3 separate regions of the Homo sapiens genome follow, and regions 1 and 3 are each linked to region 2. A link is a contact called in ENCODE Hi-C data. All regions are on one chromosome and are shown on one strand. The core of a region is the stretch at or near the end of the contact, and the rest is flanking DNA. Distances in the headings are between cores, read along the strand shown. Region 1 holds the start of CST3 (cystatin C). Region 2 overlaps ACSS1 (acyl-CoA synthetase short chain family member 1). Region 3 holds the start of LINC03125 (long intergenic non-protein coding RNA 3125).

Region 1 (4,264 bases), core at 781-3,280, 1.4 Mb before region 2:
CTTTCCCTGCACAGTGCCGCCCCAAAACATGACTTGTCAGAACTGTGGAGAAGCATGGGATGAGGGACCCTGGGACCAGGGTGCTAGACCTTGCCCTGTGGAACCACACACAAGTCCTGTAGAAGCACAAGCAAGGCCTGTGATCCCTCTGGTGTCAGTCTGCTCCTCTGTAAAATAGGCTCCAGGGCCCAACGATCTACAATGCCCCATGCTTCACTCCCAGTGAGAGAGAGGTGCAGGCCAGCGGGGACCCTACACCAGGGAATGGCCCTCCTGTGCAGGGAGAGGGCCCCAGCTGACGGCTGCGGGAGAAACGCGGCTGGTCTGGACTCCTCTGAATTTCCAAGAGAAGGTGGAGGAGCTCTAAAGTCTGTGTCACTGTTCGCTGCTCTGCCATGGGATGCAGGTCAAGCTGGGCCTGGTAGCCCTACTGAAGCTCCCTCCCGATCCGACCCCCTACTCCGGTCTGCTGGGTGTCTTCATCTGGCTGAGGTCTAACTCTGCATCAGCTGATAGAGGCAGGGTCAGGCATGCTCCACCCCAGCAGGGACTCAGCTGCCCTGGGATGTAGGGGGTGGTCAGCCGGCCTGAGGGTGAAGGCCGCTAGTCCTAGGGGACTGTGCCCAGGGGTGTGACTTGGGGAGGGAAGCAGGGCTCTGCAGGACAAGGTGCCAGGCTCACGTGTGGCCCCTGCGGAGAGTATTCTGGGAGGAGGATGAGCCGCATGGCCTAGATCTCATCTTGAGCAGCATCAAGCCCACCCAGAGTCAGCATAGTCTCCATCCACACCTGCTAGACCCTGGGAAATGGCACGGTCGTGGCACAGACCCAGCTGCTGCTGCAGGTTAAAAGAGGCCGAGGGGACAGGACAGGGCTGAACTCATGCACTCATGGCCCAGGAGCGTCCTAGGGCACGAAGGCCGTCAACAGACAGGGAAAGCTGAATGAGTCTGAGCATTAGATCATGAATGTGTCAGTGCTGATTTTCAAAATGGAATAGTGATTATGTGCGATATTGCCCTTGTTTTTAGGAAAAACACACTGAAGTGTTTACTTTCAAAAGATTCAGGCAAAAAATGCATATACAGTACATATACACACACCCATATTCACATTCGGAAAGTGAGCTGGGGGGAACAAACAGGGCAAAATGTTAACATCTGTGCTAACATCTGAGGGATCTGGGTGAAAGATCTACAGGGATGCCCTGTGCTATTTTGCAGCTGCTCTGTAAGTCTGAAATTACGGGAGAATAAAAAGTTAAAAGAAACAAAAGTGCTTAAAAATTATTTGGTGGAAGAACAAGGAGGCAGCCAGATGAGGGGCTCTGTTTTTCCTTCTCCTGCGTATTCAGCAGCGCACCCGGAGCCCAGCGTCCCAGGAGGTCGGGACAGAGCTGTGTGGGACGTCCTGTGCCTGCCCCCGCGCTGCGGCGCAGCTCGAGCTGGCTCCTGGAAGCTGATCTTAGGCGCCGGGCGCGGACCTGACGTGTCCGTGCGGTTCCAGGCCAGGCCAGACTCAGGGCATTCCCGGACACGCCCGCCAAGGGCTCGGGGGTGACAGCGAAGACCGGGAACAGGGTCCGGGTGAGAAGCCCAGGCGCCGGAGAGGAGCAGCACGGGGTCCGGGAGCAGCGCGGGGGGAGGCTGGGACGGCGGGGCCGGGGCTTCGGACCCTGCGGGGGGCGGCACGCACCTGCTTGCGGGCGCGCACCACCTGCAGCGCGCGGCTGTGGTACATGTCGTTGCTGGCTTTGTTGTACTCGCCGACGGCAAAGTCCAGTGCACGCCGCACACCCTCCTCCTCCACGCTGGCGTCCATGGGGCCTCCCACTAGGCGCGGCGGCTTGCCGGGACTGGAGCCGGCCGCGGGGCTCACGGCCAGGGCCACGGCCAGGATGGCCAGCAGGAGCAGCGGGGCGCGCAGGGGCCCGGCCATGGTCGGCTAGGACGCGGGACGCGGGGAGTGGGGCGCAGGCGAGAGGCTGGAGCTAGATAGAGAGGACCCGCTGCGATACCGAGGCGAGGCCGTGAGCCCCGCGAGGCCGGCGACTGCGGTTTTATCCCTTCCGGCCTTCGCCGCCCCACCCCACCGCGGCCTGCACTCCCTTTTCCGGAACGCCTCGTCCCTCCCACCTCCCTTCTCCCTCCCCGCCTCCCCTGCCTCTCCCCGCCTCCCCTGCCTCTCCCCGCCTCCAGGTCCCTCCCTATCAGTCTCCTCCCATCCCAGCCTCCCCTGCCCCTCCAGGCTTCCCTGTCCTTCCCCATCCATCCCCTTCCCTCCCCTCCCAGCCCCTCCCGGCCTCTCCTCTCCCTTCCCGCCTCCCCTCTCCCTCCCCTCCTCCCCTGGCCCCCCAGTCTCCCTGGCCTTCCCTATCCATTCCCATCCATCCCCTCCCCTCCCCTCCCCCTCCTCTCCTACTGTCTTCCAGCCTCCCCTGCCTCTCCTATCCTCCCCATTCCTCCCCATCCATCCGACCATTCCCACCTCCCCACTTCGGGCCCCTCCATGCCGCCACTCTTCAGGCTCCTTCTCCTCTGTCCCTTTCCCCTTTCAACCCCCAGACACCGCCTCCCATGCCCCTCATCTCCCTCCTCCACTCCTGTCCTTGCTCCCACTTCGCCCCCACCCCAGCTCGGCCCCTCTTCATCGCCCCTCCCTCGTCCCGCCCCTCCTCTGTCTTCCCTTCCTACCCATTCCTGGCCTCTCCCTGTCCCTGTCCCTCCTATCCTCTTCTTTCCCCTCTTCTCACCCCACTCCTGGCCCCTCTTCCCCCACCCCTTCCACACCTATGCCCCCCTTCTACCCACTCCACCCCCTCAGCTCCATCTCTTCCCAAAGACCTGTCCCTCCTCCCAAGCTTAGGTCACCCTGCCCTCCAGAGAGGTGTCAAGGCCCCCTGGGCCCTAAAAGCATACGACCCCCTAGCTTCATTTCCTCAGAAAAGGGAAAGATAGAGGTCTCGGCCTTCCGGAGTCTTCAGAGGTCCTGAGTATCCGTGAGCATTTGGTCAAGGTCTAGAAATCACTAAGGCAGAGGTGTGATTCCAGAGGCCACAGGAGACTCAGGCCATGCCCTGTGCTAGGGAACTTTTCAAACAGAAGAATTAACCTTTATTTGAGTAAAAAACTCTGGGTTCTCCTTTCACAACTCATTATTCAGTAAACAGACTTTTCACCAGCTTCCCCCTGCACCAGGTAGTCTAGGAGCTAGAGACGGAGCCTGGGTGACCGAGCCATGGACACTACATTGCAGGGCTGCTGCCAGACAGAAATGTGACACGAACCCAGGAGCAATTTAAAACTTTCTGGGAGACACATTTCAAAAAGTAAAAAAGAAACAGGTGAAGGTAATGTTTATAATATTTCTTACTTAACCTAATATATCCAAAATATTATTTCAACACATAAGAAGAATCATTAATAACATAGGTTATTTTATTTTGGGTGTGTGTACTGAGTCTTTGAAATTCCCTGTGTATGTGGGTGTCAATTGTACTGGCCCCATTTCAAGCACCCTGTGGCCACATGTGGCTGGTGGCTGTGGCACTGCACAGCCCAGCATTAGGGTGTGTGGGAGGATGGCGAATAGTGATCAATAATTAATATCAGGAAATTAGTCTCTCTGTTGGAAGTGAGAGTATGGGATAGAGAGAGATGATGCCACTGGACCTGGTCAGGGAGGACTCTATGAGACTGGAAAGGTGAGAAGCCCTGCCTAGACAGGAAACAGCCCCAGGCAGCGGGAAGGGCCAGTGCAAAGGCCCTGAGGCGGGGCTGGGCATGCCTGCTCCAGGAAGAGGAAGCTCCTGGAGGGAGTGTGAGCAGGGAAGGGAACGATCTGGAGTCTCATGGTAACTGTGGGTGGGGCCGGGTGGAAGGTGCAGTGAGACCCATTGGCAGGCAGTGGGGGTGTCAGGAGAGGGAGCAGCAGCCACAGGATGAATGTGGGAGCCCACGGGTGTCTCTTGCTCCTCCCCTCTGGGCGTCATGCTGCTGGCGCTGGTCCTCTGCACTGCTTGGAAAACTCACCTGAGTTTAGAACATCACTGTGAGTGAGGTAGAATTTATAGACAACAAAATGTCTAATCTGGGGGATTTCATTAACGCATATACCCGTGTTACCACTTTGTCCAGACCTGTGACATCTGCCTTGCCCCAGACGGTGTGTCCTCCTGCCTCTGCAGCTCACCCTCATGCCCATCCTGCCCTGGCAGCCCCCATCCTGCCCTATAGACTCGTTTGTCGCCTGTCCTTGAGCTTCC
Region 2 (4,541 bases), core at 1,624-4,123:
GGGAAAGAAAGAAATTGAGAATGCATGATTGTTTATTGCTTACAATTATTCTGGCAGTCAGTATTCATGAAATAAACATTAGCTAACAGACTTCTTTGTTGTCCATCAAGTACAAGGTCTGCTTGGGTAGAGATCTGGGTTTTGCTTATTGCCTTCCTCCTGGCATCCACCTAGCTCATATAAGGTACTCAATAAATATTTGTTGAGCAAATGGGCGCAGCAGGTGAGCATGAAGTGGGAAGGACCTCCACCAAGAGCGACACCCACCCTGCAGACACCCTGTGTCCTCCTTCCCCTGAGGGGCTAGGCTGCTGTCACCTTGCATCACGCTGGCATGAAGATGTGCTGCTGCTCTGAGAAGCAAATGGGAAGGACCCCCTCTGAGAAACCAGCCTACAGAAACGTTTCATTTTCTTCTGCCAATAAGGGAAGTAAACCCAGGTAATTGTCTTGATATGTGAAGGCCTCTGACAGACACAAAGCATTTCCTCAGGCTCAGTCACTTCTCTCCAAGCACCGGTGCTGATGGGGGCTGGGGAAGGCCAACTCCATGGTCTAGATCCAAAACTTGAAAGGACATTCCTATGCTGTCTCTAGAATTTGATATTTTCTTCAGCATGCTGTGTCAGGAACATATTCGTAGTAAGAGAAGAAAGGATCAGCCTTAGGGAAGGGAAGCCTGGCGAGGCTGACCCCTTCTCACGCAGGAGGAGCGTGGAAGGCCACGCAAAGCATGGATGGCCAGCTCGCATCTCATGGACCCAGGCCTGGGGAACAGACTCCTTCCCTCCTGGCAGCCTCCTCTGGCCCTGACATTACTGTAGCCACTGACTGTCATTCAATGGTGGTAAGATTTGCTCACTCTGCTGAGAGAACAGAAGACCAGGAAGTCAGCTAGCAGGGCTCATAAACCAAGTATGAAATTTCTCACGTCATTATTTGATGTCATGACCATGACATTTAGCAAAGAGAAGCTGCCGTGAAAACATAAAGTGGCAGCCGCACTTGAACATGAATGGTCCCCTGGGCCAAGGCGGGCCCAGGCACAGCGAGGGCCCCCAGGAGACATGAGCTGAGTTGCTAGTAGTGATGCCAGCTCAGCCAGTAACAAGATCACTAAAGCTATGTGTGTTCTAAATTCCTTATGGAAAGTGAAAGTCTCTTCCCTGAGGTTTTGCTAGACTCTGTGGAAAGCGCTGAACCTGCAAGTTTATCACTCAGGAGTCTCACGGGAGGCCAAACAATGACTGATCAGAGAGCAGGGTTCCCAACACAGCCCCCCACACCACTGGGGCCTGAACTGTCTCATCTGTGAAATGGCCTAATAATAGGACCCACTACCAAGGTGGTCGTGGAGACCAAATATGAAGTTGCAGGCACCTTTGAAGGTGACCTGTAAACAGTGGCCATAATGACTGCAGAAAATACAAGACATGGGAAAAAGAGAATTATTGAACACTGATGGACCTTTAAGAAAGGTGGGCACCTCAGGCACCTCCTTCTCAGGAGGGCAGGTGCAAAATGCTGGTTTGCCTTATGGAAGCTGCAGTCTCCGTGTCGCCGGCTCAGGGCACATGCACCTCAGCTGTGTGAATGCCTTGCAGGAAGCCCTCACCTGCACAGCCTGCCTGCTCCATGCCCCCAAGGCAGGTGCTGAGGGCGGGAGTAGATCTGAGAAGGATGCAGAGCCTCCTACAGTTGGGGTTGCTGCCAGTCTGGGGGTTCCAGGCACTCAGCCCGAGGCCTGTGCTTCCAAAAGGCCAGAGGGAAGGCAGTTCCACCCCACATGCTCTGCACAGCCTACCACCATCTGCCATGTCGTCCTGTCACTGCCCCCCTGCTGGCTACCCAAGCTTCTCCAGCCATGATTGCCTGCCACTGCCAGCACAGGAAACCTCCTCTCCAGGCCCATGGCCTCCTACCTCCTCTGCATCCAGGGGGTATTCCCTCCCCTGCCCCTCCTCCCACTTGTCCTCACCCCACCCTCAGTTCACAGCCCCATCCCATGGAACAAGGACAGAACAGCTATCAAGCAAGTATCCTGTACCCAGGGCTGCTCCCACAGAGCAGGTTCCCATGGAGAACCCACTTAACCCTCACAACAGCCCATAGGTTCTGAGCTCCCCTTCCCTTCTTCACTTTCCTGATGAGGAAATTGAGGCATAGAGAAGTTGGGCCACTTTCTCAAGGCTATTCAGCTGAAGGAGTCAGGGCAGGATTCAAACCCAGGCCCAGCTCCAGGGGCCTTGCTGTCAGCCAGCTCCTCAGTATCAGAACCACTCCTATTGCAAAGGCTCCCAAACTTCAAAAGATTTGCCATCTGCCAATGCTATAATTATTCATGTAACATTTTTCTTGAGTTAGTTCACTTTTTTAATATAAATTTATTCTAAGAATGAACCTGAGGCTGATTCTCATTCAAAAGGGAAAGTTAGCAAGAGAAGTGCCCAAAGTCCCCACACGCATGGGGGTTCAATTGAGCCTTTCTTCTTGTCCCCAGAATGGAGGACAGGGCCGAGGGTGGGTGTGGAATGGCGTTTTCCTTCATCATTCAGTGTTTGGCTCCTCATTCAGGGCCACCTGCCCAGGGCATGCCTCCCCAGGCACAGGCAGGTCAAATCCCACATCCTTAGTTTTTCTTTTCTCCTCTAACCAGAGCCCAGGATGCAGTCAGCTTCTAAGAAAGCCTTGTAGGACTAAAGTACCAGGCCAGACTCCAGAGAAGCTCTGTCCTCATTCCTGTTAACGCCTGGTTTTCCCTTCGACCTCAGCACTTGGCCTTTGGCCCAAGTCTTGTCTCTGGAAAGGAAGTTCTTTCCCTTCCAGACACAAAGCCCAGCTCACATGACTGCGGGAACCAGGTGTCAATGCCTGAAGAACTCTGGAAGCTCCTGCAGGCTGGCAGCCCAGGACAAGAGCACACTGGGGGACTGGAGTCCTGGAAGCCAGCCCCGAGAACAGCTGGTGCCCTGGCAGAACATTCGCCCCTGGCTGGACAGACTTGTTTACCTCCTGGGAGAAAGCCACAGAAGTGAGTCCTTTCCCTTGTGGAATTTGGAAAGGGGTGTAGGTTTTAACATTCTGTAAACATTCACTTTCCCCTGTGGTTAAAAAAAAAACCACAGGAGATTTTTCAGGTCCCACTCCAAGTTTGCACACCCCACATGCCCTCTGTTCCGTCTCTCTGAATGGCTCTACCAGAGCCCATTCGGCTGCCACAGACACAGCACAACACAGGGCAGCCAACTTCACACAGAACGCTCCAGAGCCTGGACGCAGGTTGGGGGTCCTTCTATTTATCAGGCTTTCCTGGGAGTCCACACAACATTCCAGATTAACACCTGGAGGAGAGTAAGCCCTGGAGGGGAAGTTCACAGACACAGCCACACAGGTGGAAATCCAGAGAGCACAGCCACTTGGCATACCTGCCTCGGGCCCAGCGACTTTCCTTGCCTCTTGGCAGCAGCCTAGAGAAGCATCAAACTCCTCCAAAGAACAGGAGGCTCCTGCTCCCCAGTGCTGTGCTGGATAACAGCCAGTTTCTCTGCAAAAGAAGCCTTGACTTATAACATTTGCCAGTGATCATGGTGCAAATATTTCCACCGCTGATTCTCGGCTCCTGATAGGACTGACTGCACAAGGAAGATATGCACACACAACTGCTCCACGGAGCCCGTTTGACACTAGCCCCAGCCTGGGAGCCTGCAGCCCCAATACCCAAACCACCCAGCCCCAGGGGCAGCCTCCTCCTCTATCTTTGCAGCCACACCCCAGAAGCTGCCCAGATGCCCCACCCCAGGCCACCCTTAAAGTTCACTTGAACTAATTTTCCCCTTTATAAAACAATAATTGTTAATAATTTATGATTTCATTCCTTTTATTGAATAATTATTCATTTAAGGATAAGTAATTGCTAATAAAAACCTGTTAATTTGTCCGGGCGCAGTGGCTCATGCCTGTAATCCCAGCACTTTGGGAGGCCAAGGCGGGTGGATCACGAAGTCAGGAGATTGAGACCATCCTGGCTAACACGGTGAAACCCCGTCTCTATTAAAAATACAAAAAATTAGCCGGGCGTGGTGGCAGGTGCCTGTAGTCCCAGCTACTCAGGAGGCTGAGGCAGGAGAATGGCGTGAACCCAGGAGGCGGAGCTTTCAGTGAGCCGAGATTGCGCCACTGTACTCCAGCCTGGGTGACAGAGCGAGACTCCGTCTCAAAAAAAAAAAAAAAAAACCTGTTAATTTGGAAGGAAGGTGAGAAGCAAAAGCATGCAGCTTTTTCAGTCCACCCCGTGTGACCTCCAGGCCACACTCCCTCTGACCCTGGGTTTAAGATGGCATGGAGGGTCTGCATAAGCTCACGGCTGGGCTTCCACAGATGGCACCGTACTCCCGGGCATAAGGCCACGGGCTGAGAGCACGCCCACAGACTCTCCATGGCAGCCCTTGTCCCCAGGCCACCGCACGTGGCCTTGCAGCTCATCCCTGTTCAAAGGCACTACCCCAGGGATGCTGGAATCTGCACCAGGCAGAATACCCCTT
Region 3 (4,178 bases), core at 1,081-3,580, 1.9 Mb before region 2:
TCAAACTCCAGACAAGAACACTTTGCTTAAGAAAGCAGATGTGAGAAATGTGCCACTTGTTTGTGAAAGTTTTTCATCAAAACAGCTCTCACAGAGATGGGGGGGTTTGATTTAAATGAGAAATGTGCTTATAAAAAACAGATCTTTGGTGAGTAATGAATAGCTATTATCTTATCTATTTAATTATGTATTTAAACGACATATGAAATTTATTATATTTTCCTAAACAAGTTTGAATTATGTTTTTGATTATCTGAAGTGCAACAAAGTTCATCTGCAATGATTCAGCTGTTTATTCATTCTAATATATGGCCACCTACTACACTGTCTGGCACCTATCGAGAGTTTAACAGATGTTTAATTAATAAGTAAGCATCAGTTGGTGAATAGCAGTGCTATTCCAAGATCTTGAGGAAATATTAGAATCTATAAGATGTGGCTCTTCCTGGACAATCAGGCTGAACTCAGCAATTCTGCCACTTCTCAGAGGCCAAAACCACTCCATGAGAAGGCTCCCTATCAGAGCCAAATCACCTCTGGGCAGAGCCAAGATAAATCCAGTGCAATCTACATGAAGTTGTCTGTTTAGACCACACAGATCTGCACAATCTTCCCTACAGGGCCCTGGTGACATCTGCTGAAATGAATGAAGCAGTCGAATCAAGGGCACCATGCTTCACAGTCACGTTTCTCATCTTTTCGCTGCATGGACTGTTCTGCGGGGACGTGGCGGGTCTCGGGGCTGGGCAGTCTCAGAGGGTCAGGATCTGAGCGCACTATGGATCCGGGGAGAGGGAAGGGTTAAGAATCAGTGAGGAAGGGGCTGGGCAAGGACATTCTACCCACCCCCCACCCCCCGCCAAAAAAAAAAAAAAAAAAACAACTCACAGGAGGCAAATCTTTGGTGTGTATTTGCAAATGCCAAAGAGAAACATAAAAGAATGGTTTTCCTATGGAACACTGAAGAAAAATGTCGATCCTGATCTTTCCTCTGTCTCCTGCTTGCCCCCTGCCCTACGAGGCCAAGCAGCCAAGCAAGTGGTCAACAGGTGGCCTCTCCGAGCAGAACCGTTTCAGATGTTTAAGAGAAATGACATTTTAGGAGTGGAGCAATGAGCTCAACTTTCTGTGACAAACTTCAGGGGTACTTGTTTAAAAGCATGTTATTTGTGCTTCACCCACAAAGGTTCCAATTTGGAAGAGCTGAACTGGGCCCAGGAATGTATATCCTTTGTGTGTCCAGGAGGAGGTGTGGGTGGAGATAAGCAGCTCCTTGACCACACTTCAAGCAACAACTGGGGTGTGATTCTGAGGCATGTCTTCTCCTCCTCCATTGACTTTCTCCTCTCCAAAGGGTTATCACTGGTGTGACCAGCTCCTCCAGAGGTACCTAAGGTGATCTCATAGCAAAGACCCACGCCCTGGACCCATCCTGCTAGTGATGAATCTGAAGGTTCTGAAGGTTCTGTGCATAACCATGTGGAGCCTGAGTGCACAGGGGCCCAGAGCTATCCTGATTTCTAATCTGGAGCTCTTTTGTCTCTACCAAACTGCTTCTTTATTGAAACTTTACATCCTGAGGGGTTCACTGAATAACAGCGACCCCAAGGCACCTAGAAACAAGCAATGTCATGTTTCTGTACTTGGATTAGAAAACAGGAAGGGAAGGCAGGAGAGTGTGTGGTGTATCTTAGAAAAACTTTTTAAACGTGATACAATCTGAGGAAAATTTGCATTGATGCCAGTAGAGGGCTAGATAGCTTTAAAATTGATCATTTAAATGTATTGACGTAGAAACGTATTCACAATATACTTTAAATGGAAAGCTGTGTTAGGGTCAAGTCTTACAATGCGATTCCACGGTTGCACTGCCACACACACACACTTACATATGTGCCCAGAAAAGCATTGGAAGTAAACCACGTCCTCCTGTTAATAGCAATTGTTTCTGGGTGGTGGAGTTTAGGGGAACTGATGCACTTTTTTCTTTGGTTTTGCCCATCTGTACTGTAACTTTCCCCGAACAAATGTGCATCACTTGTGTCATAATTTACTTTTTTTAAATACATGGAAACAACCACAGTCTGTATTTATTCTCTGGTTAAAGTGCTAAGCCTTGTAATCTAGAATATTCATCTGTCCGAGACTGTACCCTGGGACTCATCTCACGATGAGACATTTGGCCTCCTCCCCAACTCAGTTTCAGAATTCATCTGCTGGATTTCTGAGTCCCACTGAGTGATTAATGTCACACGGGTGACAAGGCATGACTCATAGGCACCAAGAAAGCAGCAGCAGTGTGTGCAGGCCGGGAAGTTGCCACAGCCCTCACTCAGGGCTTCATGCACGCCAGGGCAGTCCTGGGTCAATGGTCTCTTTCCCCTCCTCCTGTTGGATAGATGAAGAGGCCTGAGCAGGAAGGTGGTGGTTCCGTGGGGAATCTTCAGTGACTGGAGTATGTTGTAAGGATGGTGAATCGTCACTTGGCCAGCCAGGGTTTGGCAGTCAAGACAGAGAGCAGTGTCTGGGCCCACAGCATGAGAGACTGCTGGACTTCAGTCTTCGGAGCAGGCAAGAACGGGGAGCTTCTGTGGATTTCTATTCCTGTCGCCTGTCACTGTGAACAGTGCCCAGTACTGCTGGTCAGTAAATGTTTGCTAAAATACTGAGCAACCAAGGAAGTGACTTCAGTTGAACTCTGTACCTGTTGTGTTCACTTCCTTTGCAACATGCGTGACTAATGGTTACTCCTTCTCTTGAATGCTTCCAGAAGAGTAGCACTCACCACCTCATGAGGAAAGGCACTGCAACTTTGGTCAATGATATCTGTTAGAAAGATCTTTTCCTATATTTAGAAGAGTGATTCTCATACCTGAGCATGTATGAGAATCAGTGGGTTTGAGGTGGGCCCAAGAATTTCCCTTTCTAACAAGTTCCCAGAAGATGCTGATGTGGCAGCTTCTAGCACAGTGCTTGGAAATCCATGAGTTTTCAAGAGGACAATCTAAAGTGTTCCTTTGTTTTCCTTTACTTCCCCTCATTCTCAAATCCTATGGGGATGACACAGAGAACCACAAACAAAACAACACACACACACACACACACACACACACATACACACACAGAGCACCCTTGTCCCTAGCTTTATCCTCTGGGATACACAGGACAAGCTCCTCCCTGTTCTATGTGCAACTTTTAAAATATGTGCAACTTTTAAAATACGTGGATGTGGCTTTCACATCTTCTTAGTCCCTCTTTAGCAGATTTTTTACAAAACAAATAAGCCAGGAAACCATGGTCTGAAAGGATTCCTGCTCTGGTGAGATCCAAGACCCACAGCGAGGGCGAAGACAGAGGTCTTGCTGCAGCCCCGGCTTCCTCCACATGGAGGTCCCAGGAAGACGGCATAAGCCATTGCCTCGATAATAACCTGCTTGCTAACTTCCAGCCAGTGCTTCCACATTTTCATGACTTCCAAAGGTTCAGATGAGGATGGTAGTTGTGAGTTTGGGATGAAGTCTTCTGAGCGACTCCTATGGCCCAGCCACAGGGACCTGGGGCTGGAGAGAGAGGACCATCCCAGGCTGCAGCAGCCAACACCTGTGTGGAGGTGCAGGCCCGTGGCCCCCAGCTGTGGTGGACACAGCTGTGCTTCCTGATAGCACCCTTCCCTGCACCTACACCGTGACATCCTCCTCCTCAGCCTGAGTGCAGGCACCACCTGAAGGGTATTTGGGGGAGGGCACCAGTGTCCCCAAGGTAGGAGCTAGTGCATATGGCCTCGTCCTTCAGAGGGACAATTCTGAGAGGCAATCTGCGTGCTTTCAAAGGCCCAGAAACACACCCTGTGTTGCCTCCTCCCTGTCTGACTCTTCCTCTTCCTCCTGCTCCCTGGGACCAGCTCCCAAACAAACTCAATTTCTTCTCTCAGTCGAAGTTTGCTAAGTGAGTGAAGAGTCAAATAAATGATGTTGCTTAACTCTCCCTCTGATGTGTGAATGTCCTCTAGGAACAAGCCTTTTGTAGGAGAACTGTAGGCCAGGGCTGAGTGCACCTGGGATGCAGGATCTCCAGGGGGGACCTATCACTTGTGCGAATTTAAACCTGCTCAGAGCTTAGGGCCCGGCTCTGCTCAAGATGGGCAGAAATAAAGAAGACTAAACATTTACATCTCAAGA

The links. Hi-C counts contacts between places; a loop is a spot of excess contacts on that map. Pooled maps may share reads with other maps.
Region 1: a map of sigmoid colon shows a loop between it and region 2 (3-fold over the local background). The contact joins the promoter of CST3 here to the enhancer-like site in region 2. A Hi-C loop is called at or near these places in 1 of 168 maps with a recorded cell type or tissue (sigmoid colon) and 8 of 50 pooled maps.
Region 3: a loop to region 2 is called in a map of gastrocnemius medialis, with 7 times the contacts of the local background. The contact joins the promoter of LINC03125 here to the enhancer-like site in region 2. A Hi-C loop is called at or near these places in 1 of 168 maps with a recorded cell type or tissue (gastrocnemius medialis) and 8 of 50 pooled maps.

Annotation. Positions count from the first base shown.
Region 1 is chr20:23,635,925-23,640,188 of GRCh38, forward strand. CST3 (cystatin C) reads right to left here and starts at 2,031. Exons shown (of 3, transcript NM_000099.4): 1 at 1,696-2,031. The coding sequence starts at 1,938. RefSeq lists silencers at 1,566-1,815, 1,846-2,185.
Region 2 is chr20:25,037,043-25,041,583 of GRCh38, forward strand. All of the region lies in intron 2 of ACSS1 (acyl-CoA synthetase short chain family member 1), which reads right to left. Among named protein-coding and RNA genes, the nearest start is that of ACSS1, 19 kb to the right of the region's middle. Within about 2 kb of position 2,874, at least 24 of the 41 ENCODE cell types and tissues checked have a DNase peak (open chromatin) inside an H3K27ac peak, as active enhancers do; they include gastrocnemius medialis and sigmoid colon, where a contact is called at or near this core.
Region 3 is chr20:23,145,773-23,149,950 of GRCh38, forward strand. LINC03125 (long intergenic non-protein coding RNA 3125) reads left to right here and starts at 2,331. Exons shown (of 6, transcript NR_199692.1): 1 at 2,331-2,642. RefSeq lists an enhancer at 1,780-2,979.